Linked DNA regions of Homo sapiens: all the other regions are linked to region 3. The links are chromatin contacts, found by Hi-C or POLR2A ChIA-PET in ENCODE. All regions are on one chromosome and are shown on one strand. Each heading gives the region's core, a stretch centred on a gene start or an enhancer-like site at or near the end of the contact. The rest is flanking DNA. Distances are from core to core; before and after follow the strand shown.

Evidence for each region. A loop is a pair of places that touch in the nucleus more often than their neighbours do. ChIA-PET counts read pairs that join two places held with the same protein, here RNA polymerase II (POLR2A). Pooled maps may share reads with other maps.
Region 1: a map with no recorded cell type shows a loop between it and region 3 (2.4-fold over the local background). The contact joins two enhancer-like sites. A Hi-C loop is called at or near these places in 2 of 37 single-sample maps with no recorded cell type and 4 of 50 pooled maps. POLR2A ChIA-PET finds 5 or more read pairs at or near these places in 1 of 52 experiments (activated CD8-positive, alpha-beta T cell).
Region 2: a map of PC-9 shows a loop between it and region 3 (11-fold over the local background). The contact joins two enhancer-like sites. A Hi-C loop is called at or near these places in 26 of 168 maps with a recorded cell type or tissue (A673, CD4-positive, alpha-beta T cell, CD4-positive, alpha-beta memory T cell and 20 more), 32 of 37 single-sample maps with no recorded cell type and 42 of 50 pooled maps. POLR2A ChIA-PET finds 5 or more read pairs at or near these places in 1 of 52 experiments (activated B cell).

What each region holds. Positions count from the first base shown.
Region 1 is chr6:155,526,110-155,530,632 of GRCh38, reverse strand. No RefSeq gene overlaps it. Among named protein-coding and RNA genes, the nearest start is that of NOX3, 73 kb to the right of the region's middle. Within about 2 kb of position 1,477, at least 7 of the 41 ENCODE cell types and tissues checked have a DNase peak (open chromatin) inside an H3K27ac peak, as active enhancers do.
Region 2 is chr6:155,326,403-155,330,686 of GRCh38, reverse strand. No RefSeq gene overlaps it. Among named protein-coding and RNA genes, the nearest start is that of TFB1M, 14 kb to the right of the region's middle. Within about 2 kb of position 1,771, at least 2 of the 41 ENCODE cell types and tissues checked have a DNase peak (open chromatin) inside an H3K27ac peak, as active enhancers do.
Region 3 is chr6:156,555,381-156,559,991 of GRCh38, reverse strand. No RefSeq gene overlaps it. Among named protein-coding and RNA genes, the nearest start is that of SNORD28B, 180 kb to the right of the region's middle. Within about 2 kb of position 2,296, at least 6 of the 41 ENCODE cell types and tissues checked have a DNase peak (open chromatin) inside an H3K27ac peak, as active enhancers do.

The sequences.
Region 1 (4,523 bases), core at 228-2,727, 1.0 Mb after region 3:
CAATCAAGAATAAAAGATTATTTATTTTTTCAAGATTGATTTTTAATGTGTGGATATTCTTTGAAGCCCTCTGGCTATAATTCATGCAAACACATTCAAAATATATAACTGAAAGGCAAATGTGACTACTCTCTGGACTTCATGGCTTGTCACTGAACACACGTTCACAAAACCTGAGCATGTCCCAGCATCCAGAATCCACAAGATGGCATTAGTGTTCACTTTTTTCCCCCGTTTTAAAGCAGTTAATTTTATGACTGTCACTAAATTGTCTTTTTTTTAAGAAAAAGATAAATATTTTTCCTCTCCTGAGATATTTCTTAATATGATTAACAATGATTAATTTGATATCTTTGGAAAGACTTGAAGTAAAAGAAAATGACTTGCCTGTTCTTCGTATCTGTGTTTTGAAAGTTGATCACCTCATTCCTCCAATTCTATATCTCTCCTCTTTTATAAGACCCAGAGGCTGCACTGTCCAATACAGTCACCAGAAGCCATATGTGCTATTTACATTTATTACACTTAACTTTTAAGATTCAGATCTTCAGGCCAGGTGCAGTGGCTCATCCTGTAATCCCAGCGCTTTGGGAGGCCTAGGCGGGTGGATCACTTGAGGTCAGGAGTTGGAGACCAGCCGGGTCAACATGATGAAACCCTGTCTCTATTAAAAATACAAAAATTAGCTGGGTGAGGTGGCAGGCGCCTGTGGTCCCAGCTACTTGGGAGGCTGAGGCAGGAGAATCACTTGAACCCAGGAAGCGGAGGTTTCAGTGAGCCGAGATCGTGCCACTGCACTCCATCCTGGGTAACAGAGCAAGACAAGACTCCACCTCAAAAAATAATAATAATAATAAGTAAATAAAAATAAATAAATAAATAATAAAATTCAGATCTTTGGTTGCACTAGCCACATTTCATGTGTTCAATAGCCGCATGAGGCTCGTGGCCACCATACTGTACAGAGCAGATATTAAACATTTCATGACCCCAGAAAGCTCTATTGGACAGCACTAACTAAAGAATAATAACTCAGGGACCTGAATCTATATCCAGAAACTGATACGTACAAACAATATCCCCCTGTTGATGATATCTGTCTTTGTGACATTTACATTCTGATATAAAAATAGAGGTGAACAGAACGTTGAAATTTAAATGCAAACTTTCACCCACCTCTGTGTACAGAGTGTTCTAGGAGCATTGCTGCATCCTTCAAAATATTCTCATGTGAGTCGTGTGTTTAGGATGCAAACTACTTTACACAATATTGGGCATCTTCATGACAGCTATTGACGTCTTTAATTATTTTTAACTCCACTTATATTATTGAGCTCAGTGTAGTCATGGCTTTCAGAAGCACAAAAACAAAATAGTAGGGCTGGAAAGGGAGCTGCAGATCATCTGATCCTGCCTTCTTGTATGATTCATTAGGCTGCAAGGCCATAGAATGAGGCATGTGATGTAACAGGAAGTCCTTTGGCCCAGGAGACCAGAAACAAAATCTATTCTGGGAGATCTTGGTTGAACTTTTCTGTACCCAAGTTTCATTACACAGGAAATGAAGGGATTGGGAAAGGTTATTTGCAGGTTTACTTTCAGCTCTCAATGTCTCTCTTGTGTTACATTTAGTGTCAGGAATCAAAGGGGTTTCAAAGTCACAAGATAAAAATAGTACATCTACCTTGAGTATTAATTTTACTCAAAGATTTAAAAAGGAAAAGGTAAGTATGTTGACTGATAAGTGATTTAAAAATTATCTTTTTATCTCTAAAAAATGCAGATGTGTTTTTGGAGGAGATAAAACATAAAATACAAAGAAATATTATGCCAGCACTGAGCTACTTGAGATACACTCCCAAACCCCTTCAGGATTTTCATTCATTCTTTCTGCCTTTAGGGACAGTTTTTAAACATTTGAGAAATGCTTCAATAGGTAATAGCACAGAAGTGAAAAGCCTTCCAATGACAAATTGGGAGACTTCCCTGCTGTTTGATAAGGAATACAAGCTCAGAAATTACAGTTAAATCCGTAACAGGATTAAAGTTCATTCACAAAGAAATACAAAGCAATGATGTAATGCTTAATAGTGATGATGTTGGTAATGATGCCAGAAATCTGGGCTAAATAATTATTAAATTTCATATAAACATAGACTCTGGATTTCCTAGAGGCTAGGTAAAGAGAAAACAGAATGGGTGATATCATTCTCATTTTATAATAAATGAAGAATATAGTCACATAAGAAAAATAGACAAACATTCCCAAACTAAAAAATAAAAAATAAAAAAAATCAGAGAGATTGAATGCAAGTGTGTTTTATAAGAAACATAAATTAACATTGTGTTTAATAGCAATTTTACAAATGATAGAGAGGTATTCTTCATAAAGCCATTTCTTAGATTGACCCTGGATAAAGGTCAAAAACATGTTAATGTATTGGGAATTTGTCGAACCACTTCTACAGAAAGGGAAACACTAATATTCTCCAGGCATATAGCATTTGGGTGACCTAACTTGGAAGAAGGGTAGAGCTTAGAAAATTTGAAGAAATGGATGACTAGAATGCTCACTTCTAATTTTTAAATAACAAGTGCCTTATTACTTATTTTGCCCATTAAAATACCACCAATGCCAAAAGAAAGCCATATCATACCAAAAGGAATGAATTTAGATACACCATCAAATATCAGTTGTTTGAAAGAGAGATGATACAGGAGAAGCATCTATAATGATGTTTCTTGTCCCTAAAAATAAACCACCAACAAATATTAATTATCCAAGATCCTACTGTCAACTAAGATAAAAATATATTGCTAATTCTTGTCTTGGATTTTCAAGTGGCAATGGTGATTAGGTACTAATCAGTAGATAACCTTTCTTCCTTGAATATTTTTTATCGCGGTAAAAAGCACATGCGATTACATTTACCATCTTAACCATTTAAGTGTATAGTTCTGTGGTCTTAAGTACATTCCCATTGTTGTGCAATATATCTGTAGCACTTTTCATCTTGCAAAACTGAAACTTTACCCATTAAACACCTTTTCCCTCAACCCTTGGCAACCACCATTTTACTTTCTTTCTATGCTTTTGACTATCTTAAATGCCTCATATGAGTGGAATTATACAGTATTTGTGCTTTTTAAATTTTCTCCTTTTAATGCTGAATAATAGTCCATTCTGTGTATATACCACATTTTATTTGCCCATTCATCCATTGACGAACATTTGGACTGCTTCTACCTCTTGGCTATTGTAAATGGTGCTACAATGAAAATGTTGCACAAATATCTCTGTGAAATCATTCTTTCAATTTCTTTGGATATATACCTAGAAGTAAGATTGTTGGATCATATGATAATTCTATTTTTGATTTTTTTGAGGAAGTTTCACACTGCTTTCCATAATGGCTGCACCATTTTACATTTTCACCCACAGTACATAAGAGTTTCAATTTCTCTACATCCTTGCGAACACTTATTATTTTCTGTCCTTTTGAAGGTAGCCTTCCTAATGGACAATGGTTGTTTCTATGCTGCTCTATCAACTTTGCCAGCCAGACTTTTGGCAGGGATATTGTACAGCAAGCAATTCAAGATGGAGGATGCTTGAACGATCTCAATTATAGGCTAATAACAGAATTGCAAGGGTTGCAAAAGTCATAAATCTGTACATTCATTTAATTTGAAATGGTGTAATAATGGTGAGTAGTTAAATAGTGGTGCCTTCAGTGTACAGTAGTAGTCATCATTGACGTGACAGCAGCAGCAGCTATGTTGTGAGAAGGAGGTATCTTGGGTCTCCCAGTCCTGTTCATAACACTGTCAAGTCATGGGATAGGGGAAAATACTTAACCACTCTGAGCTCATTTTCCACATTTGTGAATTAGGGATAACAATATCTACTGCACCACACATTGTTGGTATGAGGATTAAATGAAAGTATGTACATAAAGAGTCTGGCACATTATATGCTATCAACAAATGTTAGCTTCTTTACCCTTAATCCCCAAATCCATTTCTCATGCAAGTTAATATATTGAGAGATCAAGACCTGAATTTTTAATAAAATGCTGATACGAAGTTTCAAGAGACATTTAGCAGCTACTGTAATTTTTAGGAAGGCTTTTCTATGGTAGTCTGTACCAGGCATTCAGCCTGCAGAGACCCTGCATGAAGAGAGGTCTACTCAGGTAAGATTTCAGGAATGCTTCAGGAGAAGAGTTTCCTCCACCATTGGGTTTATTATAAGATGGTCAATCAAAAGTGTTGTTTTGAGTGAACCGTTCTAAAGTCTTAAGCAACTAGGTCTGAGACGCTATACTCTTAAGCTCAAATGGACAGAAAGAAGGCCTCACTCTGGTGTCTTTGATAGTCCACCAGTCCATTCTATTTAATAAATGCAATCCATTTTCAACAGAGCAGACAGAGAGGTTTTCCTAAAACATAAACCAAGTTACATCTCACCTCTACTCAAAACTTTCCAGGGTTTCCTACTAGAATTTGTAAAGCTGCAGAGG
Region 2 (4,284 bases), core at 522-3,021, 1.2 Mb after region 3:
TCACCCTGTGTACCATTGCCACCCTGGCCTCACCATTATTTCACCCCAGAATTACTATAATACCCTCTTAACCACTTTCCCTTCTCACACTCTGACTCCTCTCCCATTTGCTCTCCCCACTGCACCCAGATTGACTATTCATCTCATCAAAGAATGCATTCCCTTAAAACCTGCGAATGCAATGCCTATCATTTCTAAACATCAAGCTCTATCCTAGCCTACACAATCTTACAAGATGTGCCACCTCTCCTTCTCCAGTCATCTCCTCTATACAGCAGACCTGCCTGCTGATTCTCAGATACTCCCAGCTCCCTCCTACACCAGGGCCTTTGCACATGCTTTCTCTTTGGACTACCTAACACCCACGTATCTTTCATTACTCAGCCTCACCATCAGAACCTCCAGGTACGCGCTCCCTGACCTTGGCCTTTCCTTCATATCTCTCCTCACGTCTACTGGCCCAAGGGCAGATCTGGTCATTCTGTGCTAGCTTCTCCTATACTGCATGTTTTGTTTTTTCCTTCAGAGACTTTATTACAGGTTGTAATTATACATTGATATATGGTTATTATTGGTTAATGTCTGTCTTCTGCCGTGGACTATAAGCTACATGTGGGGACTATAAGCTTGTTCAATAGCACACAGAACTATGTAGCTATGAGCAAATTACTTAAACTTTCCCAAAAAAAAAAAAAAACAGTGTGGGGGAACAATACTGCCTCAAAGGTTTTTGGCAGGCTTAATCAGCTATGTAAAGCACTAAACAGAATAGGCTCATTTACTCGATACATGGTAGCTATTCCTGCTGTTATTCCCTACAATATGCTGTGGGCCGTCAGAATTTGTCCTCATTTTAAAATTGTTTCTAGTCTCGTAAAAAGGGAAAACATTCACACAAATAATTAAAACACTATAGGATAAGAGTCTATCACACTAGCCAACAGGAGGCCTGACCTAACAGGCTTTGGCCTTCGCAAATGTGAAGTCGCCGACATTCAGGATACCTTCTATCATCTCTCCTTTAGGGACCATCAGGATCCTGCTGCTTGGATCACAAGCATGGCATTATCAAGAGATTGGCTCAAACACCATCTCCTCAGTGTAGACCTTCGTGATGCTGCCAAGAAGAATTAACACCTTTTTCATCCCATGTCCTCCAGCAGTGTGTGTCTGTGTGTGTCCCTATTAAGAAATTGAAGTTCCTCAAAGGCAAGAATCATGTTTTTCATTTCTATATTCCTAACCAAATCAACTACAATAAATGCCCAAATAAGTTTCATTGAATGAATGAATGAATGAATGAATGAATGAAAAGGAAATTAAAATTACACACACAACAGTGGATATGTAGAAAAGACAAGCACAGCAAGAGCAACTAGGCTGCCCAGGGAGGCAGTATGCAAGTCCAGAACCTAGCTTATGTTCAGAGGGCTTTCAAAAGACAGATCAAAGGAAGTGGAGCCTGGGCAAGAGGCAGCCCTAGTCTGTTTACTCTTCAGTCACTTTGTAACTTACCTGCTGCCCCCACCCCAGGTCTGCTTTGACATGAGATCTTTAAATGTTGAGGTGGGAAGGGGGGAATCGCTTAACTGCTATCTGATTCTTCATCTGTAAAATAAAGCTACTGACACTGACCTTCCTCATAGAGCTATTGTGTGGGATAATTAATTAATAATTGCAGAATCCTTTAAGAGTATAAAGTGCAACATAAATGCTAAGCATAATTTCCACACAGTCTCTGCTGGCTCTTCTCAAGCACATTCCGGCGGCCTCGGGGTCTTTGATCTGCTGTTATCACCTGCAATAGAGCAAACAATGCCTTTGTATCATTAAGCAAATACATAATGAATGGTATTCATTGTTAAAGGTTACTTAGCAATATAACTTTTTTTTTGCCTTTTGAATGGGAACATCCACCGGTGAGAGGATTACGTAAGCTAATAGCTAATGTATCAAAGGAAAGGAGAGAAAAGAAACAGCCATGGCAACCAGAGCAATAGGGCCCAGGCTTTGGCCCTCAGAAGAAACCTGTATCCACCTAGCAAAAGGAGGATAAGGACTAACTGGGAGAAAACCAGAGGGGATGGTGAACAGAAAAGTCAACAACAGGAAATGGCAGACTGTGGCCTAGTCATCCTCTGGCTGTCAGATCTCGGCTTATTGCATGAGACATAATCTGCCATCTTCAGGAGTGTGAACCTGGTCCTCTTCGAGTCTCTGGGTTCTTCCCTTCATGCCGAGTGGTGCTTTGGTGGGAAAATTGTGTTTTTCTTTGAATATAACCTTTTCTAGAGATAGAGGTGGGCGGCACTATGATCAGAGAACCTTTATCCTCTGCATTCCTCCCAATGCTCGGCTCTTCCCCGAGAAATGGCCCTCAACCCAATGCAGGGGCAATGGCTAGCCCCAGGAACAATCATCCCAAGATTCTCAAGGTAAGTGAGACAGACCACCTCCTCCCATAAAATGCAAAAAAGCTCACAACTTGTTCATTGGCTCACTTGATTTAATATCAAAAGATTGGAACAGTGTTACAATTCCCTTAAGTGTTCCTTTGAGATTTAAACAAAAGAAATAACAAATGTTTACTGATTTGGTTTGGATTGTTCAAGTTTAGACTTCAGTACTCTAGCACAGTCTTAAGGTATTTGGTAATTCTACAAGTTTAATTTTTAAATGTTAGAGTTAACTTTTATGTCATGTTTTTCAAAAACTATGTGAATTTACAATGTACTCCTCTCCCTATATTCCTTTAAATAATACCCAAAACACAACTCTCATATACCCCTCTATGTTTTACTGCCTTGGCTACAGGGATTTTATGTCTCTTATTTGGCATTGCTGTTTATTGTCACTTCCCCCATAATTCTGGTTTTTGCTGCCCTGTTTTTTTATCCTTTTGAAAGTCTTTCTTCACTATGCTAAGTCAAACTTTGAAACTCTTGGTAAATGCCATAAAATTTTTCTTAACATGGAACAAGATCGCCACCCAGTGGCCATGCTGAGCTTCACTCTATGCATTTTTCCAGATTTTTCCCCTCACACTTTTATTTATCTGGACTGCAGAACAGAGGTGTCCTTAAAGAATAGCCCAGCCCCTTCATTTTTCTGAGGAGAAAACTGAAGGTCAGAAAGGTTAACATTTGGTCAAGTCCACAATACCACAATAAGACCCATGCCTTAGGCCAGGCTTCAGTCCTCATGTTTTCAAGGACTACCTCAGAACTGGAGGTGACCTTCAGGATCAGCCAATCCAAGCCCTCTAACATACAGATGAGGACACTGAGGCACAGAGAAGAAAAATGGCTTCTCAAGATTTATGGAGCTGACTAAATGGGACAAAATTAACACTTAGCCTGATGTTCATTCTCCTACTTAGACCAATCTCATTTTAAATATTTTATTTTCCCCCTTGGATTATCATAATTCCAGCCTTTAATAGGTGACCATAGTAGATGAGCATAAAATGGTCAGCCCTTGCCTTCCTCAAAATGAATAAAGTTATGTAATGGGAACCGTCAGAAAGGTAAAATTCATTCTCATTAATGAACTGTTCATTGTTGGTATATCCAAAAATATTTCACCACTTTTGTTTATACTTAGGAGGTGATAGATTTAATTAAAGGCAATTAGAAATTCTAACTATGCCTTCTTTCAGTTTAAAGAGAATACTTGGCCAGGCTTGGTGGCTCACGCCTGTAATCCCAGTACTTTGGGAGGCCGAGGCAGGCGGATCACGAGGTCAGGAGATCGAGACCATCCTGGATAACATGGTGAAACCCCGTCTCTACTGAAAATACAAAAAATTAGCCGGGCATGGTGGCGGGCACCTGTAGTCCCAGCTACTCAGGAGGCTGAGGCAGGAGAATGGCGTGAACCCGGGAGGCGGAGCTTGCAGTGAGCCGAGGTCGCGCCACTGCACTCCAGCTTGGGCGACAGAGGGAGACTCCGTCTCAAAAAAAAAAAAAAAAAAGAATACTCATCTCTGGTTCAAAATGTCTTGATTCTAGAATTTCAGTACTTGGATTTGAACACTTCCTCTGGCAAGTTAGGGATGACTTCACATTGTCCACTAACTTCAAAATCCTCTTTATGGCATGAGAAAGATCCACAACATTGAAGAGTCCTTATCACTCTAAATAATTCTGAGTTCCTAAACTCAGGTGAATAAGATTCACAGAGGGTAGCGGATGCTGCCTGGCTTTGCCCCACCCCAGATCCGTATGGTCCTCCTGAGTTCATCTGCAGCTGTGATCCAGGCAAACTGACAGCTCCCCACCTCCC
Region 3 (4,611 bases), core at 1,047-3,546:
TTAGCATGTTTTCAGTTTTCATCCATGTTGTAGTATGTTTCAGTTCTTCCTTTCTTTTTAAGAATGAGTAATACTCCATGGTACGGATACACCACATTTTGTTTATTCATTCATCTGTTGATGGACATTTGGGCTGTTTCCACCTGTTGGCTATTGTGAATAGTGCTGCTGTGAACATAGGTGAACCAGCATCTCTTTGAGCTCCTGTGTTCACTTCCTTTGGGTATATAAGAAGGTGCTTACTTTTTATCACAGCAGTCTGGAAAACCCAGCATCACACACATATGATATCATTGAAAGGAATGTAGCTTGACTTAATGAGGAAAGTGAGAGCTACCTTGAGCTGGCAGTTTGGGGCAGTGCCTGGCAGATGTTGAGTACTGTTTTTTCTCCTCAAAAACTTCTGTGCCAGCCCTGGATGGTCACAGCAGTGTCCAGGTGCTTCAGCCACAGTTGAGTTTGGGAGTCGCATAATTATGTTTGAAAACACATCTGACTTGGAAAGGGGTGAGGAGGCTGGGGACCCGGCTGGCAGCCTTGGTGGCAATGCAGATGAGAGATGATGGCTAGAGCTGAGGCAGTGATATTGGAGATGGGGGGAGTGGCTGGATTGAGAGGTGTTGAGTGACCACAGTGATTGTCAGTAAGGTGAGTGTTTTGTGAGCAGGGGAGACCTTTTCGAGAGTTGCTAAAGCCTGGAGTCAACAGAAAAGCATTGTGTGTGGCTCACTGTTTCTTTTTGTTGTTTAGACAAGGTCTTGCTCTGTTGCTCAGGCAGCCTCCACCTCCTAGGCTCAAGTGATCCTCCAACCTCAGCCTCGTGAGTACTAGGACTACAGGAATGCACCACCATGCCCAGATAATTAAAACTAACTTTCTTTCTTTCTTTCTTTCTTTCTTTCTTTCTTTCTTTCTTTCTTTCTTTCTTTCTCTCTCTCTCTCTCTCTCTTTCTTTCTTTCTCTTTCTGTCTTTCTTTTTTTGTAGAGATGTTGTTTCACCATGTTGCCTAGGCTGGTCTCAAACTCCTGGGCTGAAGTGATTCTCCTCCCTCAGCCTCCCAAAGTGCTGGGATTCCAAGTGTGAGCCATTGTGCCTAGCCACCACTTTGCCTCTAACAGCAGCAGGCAGATCTGTCCTGCCAGGATGAGGCCATCACCAGGGCAGCCTCCATCATCACCTTTGAGTCATTCTTGAATGCAGGATCAATCCTTTTTTATCATTAAAGGCACTTGACACATAAATAAGTCTGGCAAATTGACCCATTGCTGCTTTAGTTTGGATCTTCTGCCTGGAAAGGCAGAGGAGAGATGAGTTGAGTACTGCAGGTCCCAGAGAGGTAACTTCAATTTGCAGGTGGAGATGCTGATTTCGTTAGGATACTCCCATTCACTAGAGAGTTAGAACTAAAATTTTTGTTTTTCTTACAGATTTGGTTTTAAAAATCCAGTATTTTGTCTAATTAATTCTTTTTTTTTTTTTTTCTCGAGATAGAGTTTCGCTCTTGTGGCTCAGGCTGGAGTGCAATGGCACAATCTCAGCCAACTGCAACCTCCACTTCCTGGGTTCAAGCGATTCTCCTGCTTCAGCCTCCCAAGTGGCTGGGATTACAGGTGCCCACCACCATGCCTGGCTAATTTTTATATTTTTAGTAGAGATGGGGTTTCACCATGTTGGCCAGGCTGGTCTCAAACTCCTGACCTCAGGTGATCCACCCACCTCGGCCTCCCAAAGTGCTGGGATTACAGGCATGAGCCACTACGTCCAGCCTAATTCTTTAATTCTTAATGAGTAAGTGAAATTGCCTTAATGACTTGTAGCCAGGAAACACTCAGGCTGGTGTTTCTCTTCTTGTTCCAAGAGTTATGGATAACTACCAGCTGCTTCTGATGACACTGTTAGACAATGATCATGTGACCACAGGGGTGGCTCTGATGGAACCCAGATGATAATCCCATATGTTAGGATCAATTCCTTGCTAGATTCATATGTTGCTTTTTGTCAAAAAGTCATTCTTTAGAAGCTGCAGTACTTCCTGTTGTGTTAAGGGCCTCTCTACCCAGTGAGGAGACCAGACCTGGCCTGATGAGCTGCGTGAGCCCTGCCCCTCTGTCTTTATTTGGGAAATGGGGATAGTGACGCCTATGGGACCTCCCTCATGGGGTTGTTGTGAGTCTCTGTAAGGTCATCCTTGAGGAAGAGCTTTGCAAAGCATCAAGAACCAATCAGGTAATCCCTTACATCAGGAATCTGGCCGGACGCACCCTGTAGGCCACAGAAAATCAAGGACTCAGATGCCTGGCCACGCCTCCTTAGGCAGCAGTCCTGATGTGGTGTTTCTCAGCAGCTCTGCCTTCTCACAGCCCTCCTGGTGTGAGCAGAGTTAGTGCCAGCGTTAATAGTGTTTATTTTAGAATCAACACATCCCTATACCTCATCATGCCACAAAAAGAGGCATTTAGGCTGGACCATTCCACAAATATTTATAGAACACCTCCTAGGAGCCAGGCATTGTTCTACTCTCTGCCAACACCAGGAGAACAAATAGATACTGTCCCTGCTCGTATGGAGCCCACAGTGAGGGAGAGAAAGACATGAAAAGCAACAGCACCCGTGAACAACCCCCACACTAATAAATATGTGACTAAGAGCTGTGACAAATGCCGCGAGGGGAAAACGGGGACTGTGAAGAGAGATTATGTGGCAGGAGGGCTGGAAACAGATGGCACTTCTCTGAGGAAGTGGCTTTTGGGCTGAGACCTAATGGCAAATGGGAGTTAGAGACTTTGGCAAAAATAACAGCCACATGAAGGAAGACCCAAAGGCCAGCATTGTCCAGTTTTATGATCAAGGGGACGGTGGTGGCAGCTGATGAAGCCAGAAGGGACAGCAGACATCAGGCAATGCAAGGTAGTTCTGTGGTGGTGTGGGTTTCACCTGACGTGCAGTGGAGTCCACAGAGTGTTAATAAGCAGTGCGGTGATGTGAACCCATGTGGAGAAGGGCCAATCGGGATGCTTGTGGAGGGTGGACCAGGGCAGCAAGATAGACATGAAAGCCAGTCAGGAGGCTACACCATCACTGGGTGGAGGTGGCTGTAAGTGAAGTGGTGGGATTGGAGGGACCTGGGCTGGGCTGGATACACAGGGAGGGAGAGGGAAAGGGAGGGCCGAGGACAGTGCCCAGGTGTCTGCTACCTGAAACTGAGTGTAGGAGGTCCCATTTCCTGAGGGGGACACTAGAGTCCAGGCTGGGAGCTGTGTGAGTCCCCTGGGCTGTCATAACAAAGGATCACAAAGCAGGTGGCTCAAAAACAACAGAAATGTAATCTCTCACAATTCTGGCATCCAAAAATCTGAAATCACAGCGTCAGCAGGCCCACACTGCCTTTGAAACCTGGAGGGGAGGCTCCTTCCTTACCCCTTCCAGCTTCTGGTGGCCTGTGGCAGCATCACTCCAACCTCTGCCTCCATCTTCACAGGGTATCTCTGTGTCTTTGTGTCTTCACAAGGTCATCTTTTTATAAAGATACTGGTCATATTGGATAAGGGGCCCACTCTACTCCACTATGACTGAATCTTAACCAATTATATCTGCAATGACCCTGTTTCCCAGTAAGGTCACATTTGGAGGTATTGAGGGTTAAGATGTCAAAAGATCTTTTATTGGGAGACAAAAATTCAACCCATAACAGGCACATCACCTTGGACATGCACGTAGACCTTCAGGTCAAGATTGGCCGTTGACGTCCAGAAATGATGTCTTGGTGCAGATACAAAACAGTAATGGATGAGATCCCCTAGAATGAGAAAATGCAGGGGATGAAGGGAGAGGGCCACCAAATCAGTCCCGAAGACCTGGAGGGGCCAATATGCAAAGGAAACTGAAAAGGGAAGGGAATTATGAACATGGAAACTTATTTTCTTCCATAAACTAGAAAACTTCCTGAGACCAGGTCTTAAGGATTCTAGATTTCAGAGGCTGGAAATATACTACTACTTACTGTTACTCAAAACTAATGATAAATGCAATTCAGGCTCTATTTTAAAAACTTTCAGTAATCCTTTTGTAAAGCAAACACTCCTTTTCAAATGAGAACAGCCCACCACTTAACATACAATGTTTTCAGTTTATAATTTCATCTATGAGTTGCACCCACTGAGGCCTCTTTTGCTGGACTGGGTTCTGGAAGGGAATGAAGGGCACTGTTATTCCAAAGATGAGAATGGACAGCCGTACAGAGGCCAGAACAAAATGGGTGAGATTCCGTGGTGTCTGCCTACGGGGTGGAACCTCTTTGAAACAAAATAATGTGATTGTTGAGGATCTCAGTTGAGGTTGAGTGGGTGCCAGTGTGGAAAGAGTGTGGGAGTCAGCGCCAGGTGAGTCGATGTGCCCAGTGCCTCATGTGTGCTGTCCTTGGGTGGGCAACAGTGTGATCCCCATGCTACGAATGAGGATGTGGGTGCACTAAGAGGTGAAGGGATTTACCCAACATTGCATAGTAGAGCTGGGATACTTTTTCTTCCCCAAACTTTTCCCTCCATGTGGTTTATTTGACCGCAGAGAAAGCCTTGCCTGGACTTACCCTGGGCTCATTTATGAGGCCCAGA